Linked DNA regions of Homo sapiens: regions 2 and 3 are each linked to region 1. The links are chromatin contacts, found by Hi-C or POLR2A ChIA-PET in ENCODE. All regions are on one chromosome and are shown on one strand. Each heading gives the region's core, a stretch centred on a gene start or an enhancer-like site at or near the end of the contact. The rest is flanking DNA. Distances are from core to core; before and after follow the strand shown.

Evidence for each region. A loop is a pair of places that touch in the nucleus more often than their neighbours do. ChIA-PET counts read pairs that join two places held with the same protein, here RNA polymerase II (POLR2A). Pooled maps may share reads with other maps.
Region 2: a loop to region 1 is called in a pooled map, with 8 times the contacts of the local background. The contact joins the promoter of KLF6 here to the promoter of GDI2 in region 1. A Hi-C loop is called at or near these places in 1 of 37 single-sample maps with no recorded cell type and 6 of 50 pooled maps. POLR2A ChIA-PET finds 5 or more read pairs at or near these places in 3 of 52 experiments (T-cell, activated CD4-positive, alpha-beta memory T cell and activated CD8-positive, alpha-beta memory T cell).
Region 3: a loop to region 1 is called in a map of CD8-positive, alpha-beta T cell, with 4 times the contacts of the local background. The contact joins the promoter of TAF3 here to the promoter of GDI2 in region 1. A Hi-C loop is called at or near these places in 1 of 168 maps with a recorded cell type or tissue (CD8-positive, alpha-beta T cell) and 6 of 50 pooled maps. POLR2A ChIA-PET finds 5 or more read pairs at or near these places in 1 of 52 experiments (OCI-LY7).

The regions. Positions count from the first base shown.
Region 1 is chr10:5,812,086-5,814,837 of GRCh38, reverse strand. GDI2 (GDP dissociation inhibitor 2) reads left to right here and starts at 1,404. Exons shown (of 11, transcript NM_001494.4): 1 at 1,404-1,624. The coding sequence starts at 1,580. It overlaps LOC124902367 (a long non-coding RNA gene), which reads left to right and starts at 1,641. Exons shown (of 2, transcript XR_007062041.1): 1 at 1,641-2,523. RefSeq lists enhancers at 634-733, 797-1,389, 1,390-1,982 and silencers at 934-1,113, 1,174-1,443, 1,584-2,123.
Region 2 is chr10:3,783,863-3,786,614 of GRCh38, reverse strand. It overlaps KLF6 (KLF transcription factor 6), which reads left to right and starts at 1,406. Exons shown (of 4, transcript NM_001300.6): 1 at 1,406-1,702. The coding sequence starts at 1,601. RefSeq lists silencers at 497-556, 737-1,016, 1,267-1,866, a promoter at 668-1,605 and enhancers at 1,472-2,027, 2,028-2,584, 2,585-2,752.
Region 3 is chr10:7,817,178-7,819,929 of GRCh38, reverse strand. TAF3 (TATA-box binding protein associated factor 3) reads right to left here and starts at 1,425. Exons shown (of 7, transcript NM_031923.4): 1 at 1,055-1,425. The coding sequence starts at 1,220. LOC105376392 (a long non-coding RNA gene) reads left to right here and starts at 1,567. Exons shown (of 3, transcript XR_001747356.1): 1 at 1,567-1,678. RefSeq lists enhancers at 713-1,230, 1,359-1,418, 1,231-1,749.

The sequences.
Region 1 (2,752 bases), core at 155-2,654:
AGGGTTATTTCATATTGGTTCAAAAATATAGGTAGTATGACCCCCTGATGACTTGAAGACAGAGCAACAGAAGGACCTTCTTTAGTCATCATTAGCTTAGCCAAAAGAAAAGTCAGTTACACTCACTGTTGCATAATCAGTTGTATGGTCAACTGTGCACTAATTCATTTGGTCACAAATATATACAATCAAATTAAGGTTGAATGTAAATTTAAACTTTACTTTTGCTTTCTTCTCCCCTCCCCCCCAGAAAGATCCATGGTCCAATATAACATATCTTCTTCAAGTATTTATGGGGTAAGAAACATTTTAAAAAGTTGTTACATTCTTTCCTCTATCTTAATGATTTAAATATGAGCAAGTTCGGTCTATCAAGGCAGGCTCTGAATAGCTACTATCGAGAAGTATTTGAGGAGTTCTTGAATGCCAAATCTTCATTGTCTGCTGACTCTGCAGATTTATCACGTGCTGAAAGCACAGGTTTTCCAACTGTCAACGTCTTTACGAAATTCACCTGCTTAGGCTTTCGTGGGGTCGGCCTCTTGGAGCTGAGAACACAGCTTCTGCTTACACCTGTGTCCTCAATGAAGCCAGAGATTCCTAAGAGAATTCTAGAAAAAGAGGAGCGGGGTAGAAGGCAAGCAAGGAACAGTTTCTAAGCTTAGGGCCTAAACCTTTGCATACAAGGATCAGCTACCACGTTTACAGCGGCTTTAAGTTACAGCCCTCGGTAGGTGCAGATCGGCTTCCCAATGAAACCTGGCTTTCACTTTCATCTCTGTTAAGGGTTACCTTTTCAAAAGAAGCCGCTTTTCCTCCTACCAATTTCCTAAAGCGCCCACCGGCAACGCACTAAACAAGGAGGGCACAGAGCGGGAAAAAGGACACGTGTGATTTCCGAACTCTTCCCGGCGGGCTCCGGGCCCCGGCAAGCCCAGCCCCGCGGGAGGAACCAAGGCCGCCACCCCCGAGAGGCAGCCCGGCCCGCGCTCCTCGCCCACGTGGCCGCCGCACGCGCCCGCTCAAAGTCCAAGGGCGGCGATCCGGCTCTGGGACCTTGGACCGAGCGAGCTCCCGCCCCGACGGCGGGAGTCAGAACGGTGGTGGCCAGCAGTCCCCGCCCGCGGCTCCGTGCACCTCCACCCCGGCCCGCGCGCCGCCTCCCGAACCACCGTGGCAGAGGCCGCAAGGGGAACCGGAAGCCAAAATGGCGACGCCCCGCCCTTTTCCTCTCGCGAGAGGCGGGGAAGGAAAAAAAGTTGTGCGAGCGACGGGGACGTAACCAATTAGAGTGCCGGGAGCGCCTGATTGGCGGCCCTCCCGGCGCCTGCAGGCCCCGCCCCGGCTGCGGAGGCTCAGTCACAGCCCTCCCCTCCTCGCTCCCTCCCCTCCTCTCCCCGCCCAGTTCTTCTCTTCCCGTCTGAGGTGGCGGTCGGTCTCGCCTTGTCGCCAGCTCCATTTTCCTCTCTTTCTCTTCCCCTTTCCTTCGCGCCCAAGAGCGCCTCCCAGCCTCGTAGGGTGGTCACGGAGCCCCTGCGCCTTTTCCTTGCTCGGGTCCTGCGTCCGCGCCTGCCCCGCCATGAATGAGGAGTACGACGTGATCGTGCTGGGCACCGGCCTGACGGTGGGCGCCAGGGCTGAGGGGCCGGGGCTGAGCAGCCGGGGCGGGCGCACCCCCGGCTCCTGCACGGCCCGCGGGTCGCAGCTCCTCGGGGGTCTCGTTCTGCCGTCAGCCGTAGTTTTCGGGACGGGAGTCGTGGCTAGGGGCGCGGGCGGGTTCAGGGGCGCCCCGCGTCCCGGGGCGAGCGGGCGGCTCCCAGTGTGAGGGGCAGGCGGGGAAATGGAGATGCGGGCCGTGAGGCTCGGGGCGGGGTGACGGCCGAGCCCGGCCTCTGCGCTTGCCCCCAGCGGAAGCGGAGGGGAGGGGAGAAGGCCGCCCGGGCCAAGGGTCCCGCTCCCCGGTTTGGGCCGGTGACCTCGCCCGGTTGGAAACCAGCACCCGAGGCGGAGGGGACGGTGCAGGCCTCGCGGTTGCATTTCCTATTCCGCCTCGGCCGCTGCCCCGGGTCAGTCTGGCTGCCAAAGCCGAGTACGGGGTTTCCTGACAAGTCTTGGATAATCACTGCTTCGGAACTGCTAGGGCTTGATTAACTTATATTTTTGGCGAAAACGTGGAAATTAGTCTTTTAATCCTTTCTCCCCCCTGCTAATGAGAAGTATTATTGAATCCTTTTAGCCACCCTCCCTTCTCACTTACTGAGCATCTGTAGAATTGGAATTGAGTTTTTTCAAAACTTGTCCGTCAAATGCTTTCGCACCTGACCTTCGCCGCCTTTTCCTTTTGTTTGGTGGGTTCTCTGCCTCCTTTGTCTCTTCTGGACTGTTTTCCCCTAAGAATTGGGTTGGTGATGGATTGCTAAAAGCCAAGTTCTCTGTACTCCGAAGCTTTCTTCAGGGAGTTGGAAGATAATAACATGAAGAATGCATTGTAATATATGAATGCAAGGTGTACCTAATATCATGGTATATTGATTTTCCTGGTTATCTGTTTCTAAGGGAACTTTAGGTAATCTGTAGATAACGCAGGCAGGTTCTGTAGTTTGTACTTTTTCTGTTCTTTTTTTTTTTTTTTTAAATGTTCATCTTGCAAAAGAATTCACTTTGGAGAAAACCATTTTAACTATCAATTTTTGGGGAAATTTGAAATTCTAACTTTGGGCTGCTTGATCATAATTAAGATGAATACTGATGT
Region 2 (2,752 bases), core at 157-2,656, 2.0 Mb after region 1:
TGATGAACACGAGCCAAGAACACTGTCAATTCACTCTGCATAACCTTCACCGCCCACATACCGCAGGTACAAGACAAACCTCCTTTCTCCACTCCAGACTCACTAAGGTCCCCACCTAGTCTTACAGCCACATGCTTCTGCCGGACCCTCTAAAACTTAACATACAAAACCCTCTAATTTTTTTTTACATAGTCCATTCTTTCAAAATGTTTAATGTTCATTAAACTATTTTGAAACAAAAACTATAATACAGTTACAATTCAGTTTTCCATTTTGGATTTTAAAATGCTCTGGTTCGAGTCTCGACATTTTTCTTAAAAATGAACATTACGGTATATTTTAGGAGATAATTTATATGGAAAAAAACACACACACTAAATGTCGGCTTGCACCTAAATTGTTTACACGTTCATGGGAAAACCTAGCTGTTAACCTTGGTGAGGGCTAAGATCGCCCTCTACAAGATAAACACGTTTCTCCCAATTCCAAGGGGAGCCTGCGTGCTCCCCTCCCCCACTCTGGTGGCCCGGAGGACAGAGGGGACCCTAGGACTGGAGGGGGACGGAGACGGGCTCAGGGATGGAGGGGGACAGAGAGGGACCCGGAGGTGGAGGAGGACAGAGAGGGGTACCCCAAGGTTAGAGAACAGAGGATGACTAGGGGGATGTAGGGAAACAGAGCGGCGCAGAAGAGGACAGTTGGGGACGGGGCGGCCCCGGGCATAGAAGGGGACAGTTGGCGACCGGGAAGCCCCCGGCGTAGAAGGGGACAGTTGGGGACGGGGCGGCCTCGGGCATAGAAGGGGACGGGGGGGAACCGGGCGGCCCCGGGACCGGACGGCCGCCCGCAGGGTGAGCTGCCGGAACCGGGGCTCGCGCGGCGACAGGGCCCGGCTTGGTGACCGGGACGGGCGTGGGGTGGCGGGACCGGGCAGCGGGGAAGAGAGACCGGGACTGGGGACAGGCGACGCGGCCCGCCCCGGCTCTCCCAGCCCCGGCTCCCTTAGCTCCGGCCGCGGGCGCAGTGCAGGGCTCGGCCGCGCACCTCACAGCGCGGACTCCTCCGGCGCGCGGCCGCCCGCGCCTTATATACCCTGCTAAAAATAGCCTGCGAGGCCACTTTCCAATCAGAACGAGCAGAGTTCGAATTGAGCCAATGGTGCGGGCCGTGATGGAGAGTCTCGGTCACGCCAGGCGGGGCCGCTGTGTGTCGCCGCCTGCGATTGGCCGGAGCTGACATCATCGGCGCGCAGCCCCCGGGCCGGGAGCCACGGGATTGGGCCGCGCACGGGGCGGGCGCGGGGCGAGTCACGTGGGGGGAGGGGGAGTGGGGGGAGCCAGGCGGGGGCGGAGGGGGAGGCTGGCAGCGGAGCTTTGAATAGGGAAGTTTTGCAGGGGTTACGTTTGCAGTCAGTCCGGTGTTTGCAAATATTGTGTGGGCTCCGCGCGCTGCGGGCTGCGGGAGGGTCCGGCCGGGCGTCTCTGCGAGCCTGGAGTTTGCATGAAACTTTCACCTGCGCTCCGGGGAGACTTTCGGCTCCGGCTCCCACCGCGCGCCTCGCCGCCCTCGCGACCGCGGGCTCCGTCCAACCCGGCCCGACATGGACGTGCTCCCCATGTGCAGCATCTTCCAGGAGCTCCAGATCGTGCACGAGACCGGCTACTTCTCGGCGCTGCCGTCTCTGGAGGAGTACTGGCAACAGGTAAACGCAGCCGGCCGCGGTTCCCTGCGGGCGCCGGGGCGCGGGCCGGGTCGGCTGTTTGGGGTTCAGACCCGGTGCTCTCTGCGGTCCGCTGGGCCTGGGCCCCGCGCTGTCACCGGGGGAGCGGGCGCAGCGCCCCCGCCGATCGATCCTCCAGGCTGCGATCAGCGTCCGCCCAGGGAAGCCCCAACTCCCGGCACAGCCCGGCCGAGCCCCTGGCACGAGTTCGGAGCCTGTCCCCGCTCCAGACGCCACAGCTGGAGCTTGTCATGGGGACCAACTTGCTCTGCCTGCCAAGGTGTTTTTTTTTTGTTTGTTTGTTTTTTGTTGTTTTTTTTTAACGGATTTTGTTTTTGTTTTGTTTCTTGGTGCTTGTACTTAACAGTTTTTTAAAAAAATCACATTTTGCCCCCAGAACGTAGACCAGCTCTCTTTTATTTTTGTCTTTTTTAAACTGTAGACCATTTCCAATGTGTTTTCTGCTCTTTGGAATGCCTAACATTTCCCCTAGATCTGCCTTATTTGTCTTCCCTGCTTCTCTTGTTGACCAAGAAAAATAAAAATAAAACTGTGTACACCCCAGTGACTTGTCAGTCTTGTGACAATGAGCCCGTCCAAACTGCTTCAAGTCTTAGTTTGGAAAGAAGGACCTCGGTTTCCGACATTGTCGTAGAACTGGAATTTGGGGGCATTGGAAATTTAAGAAACTTACCAGGTCCCCGTGCTTATAGGTAGCATCGCCCGAGGGGAGAGAGACTGACACTCCTCCCATTGTCTCTCCAGCGATCGCAGGAGGGTTTACTGTTGTCTCCCTGCCCTGCTGTGCTGTTTGTTTTTCGTCACAAAGTGAATTGCCAGATCAAATAGAGGCTGTGGGTTTCCAAGCCTCGAAAGCTTTAAGGAAGATGAAATGCAGGGTGTTGCAACCTTCACACGCCTGCTTAATTGTTCACAGTCCTCTCCTGCCTTTTCCCCCTCCCCCTCCTGTTTTTTTCCTCCTCAAAGAAGCTGCTCCCTAGGACGTGATTGAAATTGATCTAAGTAGTTTCC
Region 3 (2,752 bases), core at 176-2,675, 2.0 Mb before region 1:
GATCAGATCTGTGCTATGGACAGATTATTTTGGCAGCCCTGTGGAAGCGGGAACGAAACTTGGGGCCTAAGAAATACAGCGTGTGTCTGTGAGTCTCAATTTTCCAGTATAGGAACCACTTTAACAAAACAAAATATCCTATGAAACACTTCATTCAGTTCTCCAGCTCACCACCTTAAACATCATGACTTGAAACTAAAATGAGTGGTAGTTTCCTCTCCTCAACAAACACACATACAATGCTTCACATCAACAAGATAATGTGGAGCTTCTATTAAAATATTCCATTCCTTCCATTAAATTATTAAATACCACTAGCTATAGATATTACCAGACATTCATTTAAAACTCATAAGTACTGTAGCCCAGATTACCTGGAGAATCTTGTCAACTGCCCACGGTCCCTCTATCCTACTTCGATAGCCACTGACATCTCACTGGTAACCGAGACGTAAGTGAAAGTACATCTAATCAGCGAAACTGACAAAGTCAGCCTTGGAAAAACAGTAAATGGAGATGTCGTTCACGAAACGAACAGATACAGAAAGACGAGGCAGTGTCCCTAACGGAGCAGAGCTGTCAACGAGTCTATGTAGTTAGGAGCCCAGGAATGGCCAGTCTTGTAAGAAACGGCCGGTAGACGGAGCGCCTGTGACAACTAGTTGTAGTAGTTTGCGGGCAAGGGAGAAAAAGGACCGAGGTAAAAGAGGGTGTAGGGCACGCTGGGGGTGGATCTACCCGCAGCAAACAGGAGACAATGAGAGAGATCCAGACACAATTCAGAGCGGAGGAGCGGTAGGAGGGTGTGGAGCTGGGAGCGAAGACCCGACTCCCGGGCTGGTGGCGGGAAGTTAGCGGATAAGGAAGAGGCACCCGAAGGATGACTAGAGTTTGGAGCGGCAGTGGAAGCCCAGGGACGTGGGAGGCCGAGGAAACAGCAGATCTCGAGGCGGGGTGCGGGATGCACACCCCGGGGACGCGGAGGGACAGGGAGAGCGAAGGTGTCACCCTTGACTTGCCGGGGCAGCCCTCCCGCACCCAGCCCGGTACTCACAGAGCTCAGAGTACCGATGGCAGCCCCGGCCCAGCTGCTGCAGATAGCGCTGCAGCACGTCCGTGAGGAGGTGGCAGGCGCTGAGCTGCACCGAGTCCCAGCCCAGCGCCTGGCAGATCTGCGCCACCGAGACCCTCAACAACGACCTGGAGTAACTCTCGCACATCCCGCTGCGTGGACGCCACCGCAGCCCTTGCTGCCACTGCTCTCCAGCCCCGCCGCCAGACCTTAGCAGGGTCCCCGATTCATCCTCTAGGGCTTCCGCGGCGGGGAAAGGGTCCCCCGGACCCCCGGCGACCACCTCAAAGCCCCAGCAGCACGGAGCGCGCCAGCCTGAGAGCCGCCATTTTGGACTCGCTCCGCCTCCCGCTGGACGGCCGCCGGGGCGAGGCAGCATAAGCCGAATGCCGAGCGCGGCGATGAGAAAGCTCCGCCCCTTGGGAGCGGAACGATTCCTCGGGATCGCCTCTGAGGCCTGGAAGCCGGCCGGAAGCGGGCGTGGGGCGCGCAGGTGGAGGAGGCGCCCAGGGCGGCAGGTGCTGGGGCGCTCACCTGGGGGACAGCGGTGACGAAAACGCCAGTGTTTTAGAGGCAAACGAGGGATCTGGGATACGACATTGACAGGTTAGAGAGTTAGCACTAATAACGTTAGTCATATTAGAGAGTTATGTGCTAGAGAGAAGTTTGGGGCGTGGGAACTTACGGAGCTCGCCAAACGCAGACCTGCGCTGGTGTTGCCTCAGCTAAAAATCTGTGTATTGAGCTGCTTGCCACTGCAAAGATTAAATAAAGTCCAAGCTGTTCCGCATGCCCTTCAAAGCCCTTCGCAATAGGGCAGGAACTAGGAGGACTCTGTGCCAAATTAATGGGGGCCTCAAAAAACTCAGTCATCAAGATCGATAATATTTTAACAGTTTTTTTAAAAAAATCCAAATCCATGCCATAAACTCCTGACTCACTCATGTCATTCTAATCCCAGCCCTGGTTCCAATAAAACTTTTTTTTTTTTTTTTTTTTTAAAAAAAACAGGTAAGCTGCCTGTGGGCTATAGTGTGCGATTTGAGCATCGCGGCTGTGACCTATCGGGGGATGGGGACCTCGGCTGCCTACAGAGGCCAAACCGAGCCTTAAACCGGTGTCGCAGGCCGAGTGTCCTGGGAACGGTTGCCTACCCCAGAGCCTTCTCCCAGCTCCATCCAAGTATTGCCAGAAATCGGATTTAGGGATAAATATCTTGATTTTTAAATACAGAATTGGGAACACATCTCAAAAGCCAAACTGATCCCACGGTTAGTCTAGATTCAGCCTGCAGGTCGCCCGATTGTAGTGGCTGAACTATGCGGTTTCTTAAATATGCCCTTCTGTACTTATCACAGTGTATTTAGTTTATGTGCTCCTCCAATAAATTGCGAGTTTATGAGTGGCTCTATATTCCTCCGACAGGGACTATTCCAGAACTTTGAACATGATATTCACATTTTTCAAAGTCTGGGAAACTCAATAATAGAACTGAAATTATGGTTCTTCAGCTAAATGACGATCTGCAGAGAAGCAAGGTACTAAAGGGCAAGGTGCCTGCATTTACTCCCTGGACACTCTGTCCCCAAGTTATCAGGAACATTGTGTTGCTAAATCTATGAGACATTTTTCAGTCCTAGCCGTACTTGATTATTTTGTAGCTATTTGATAATGTTGAAC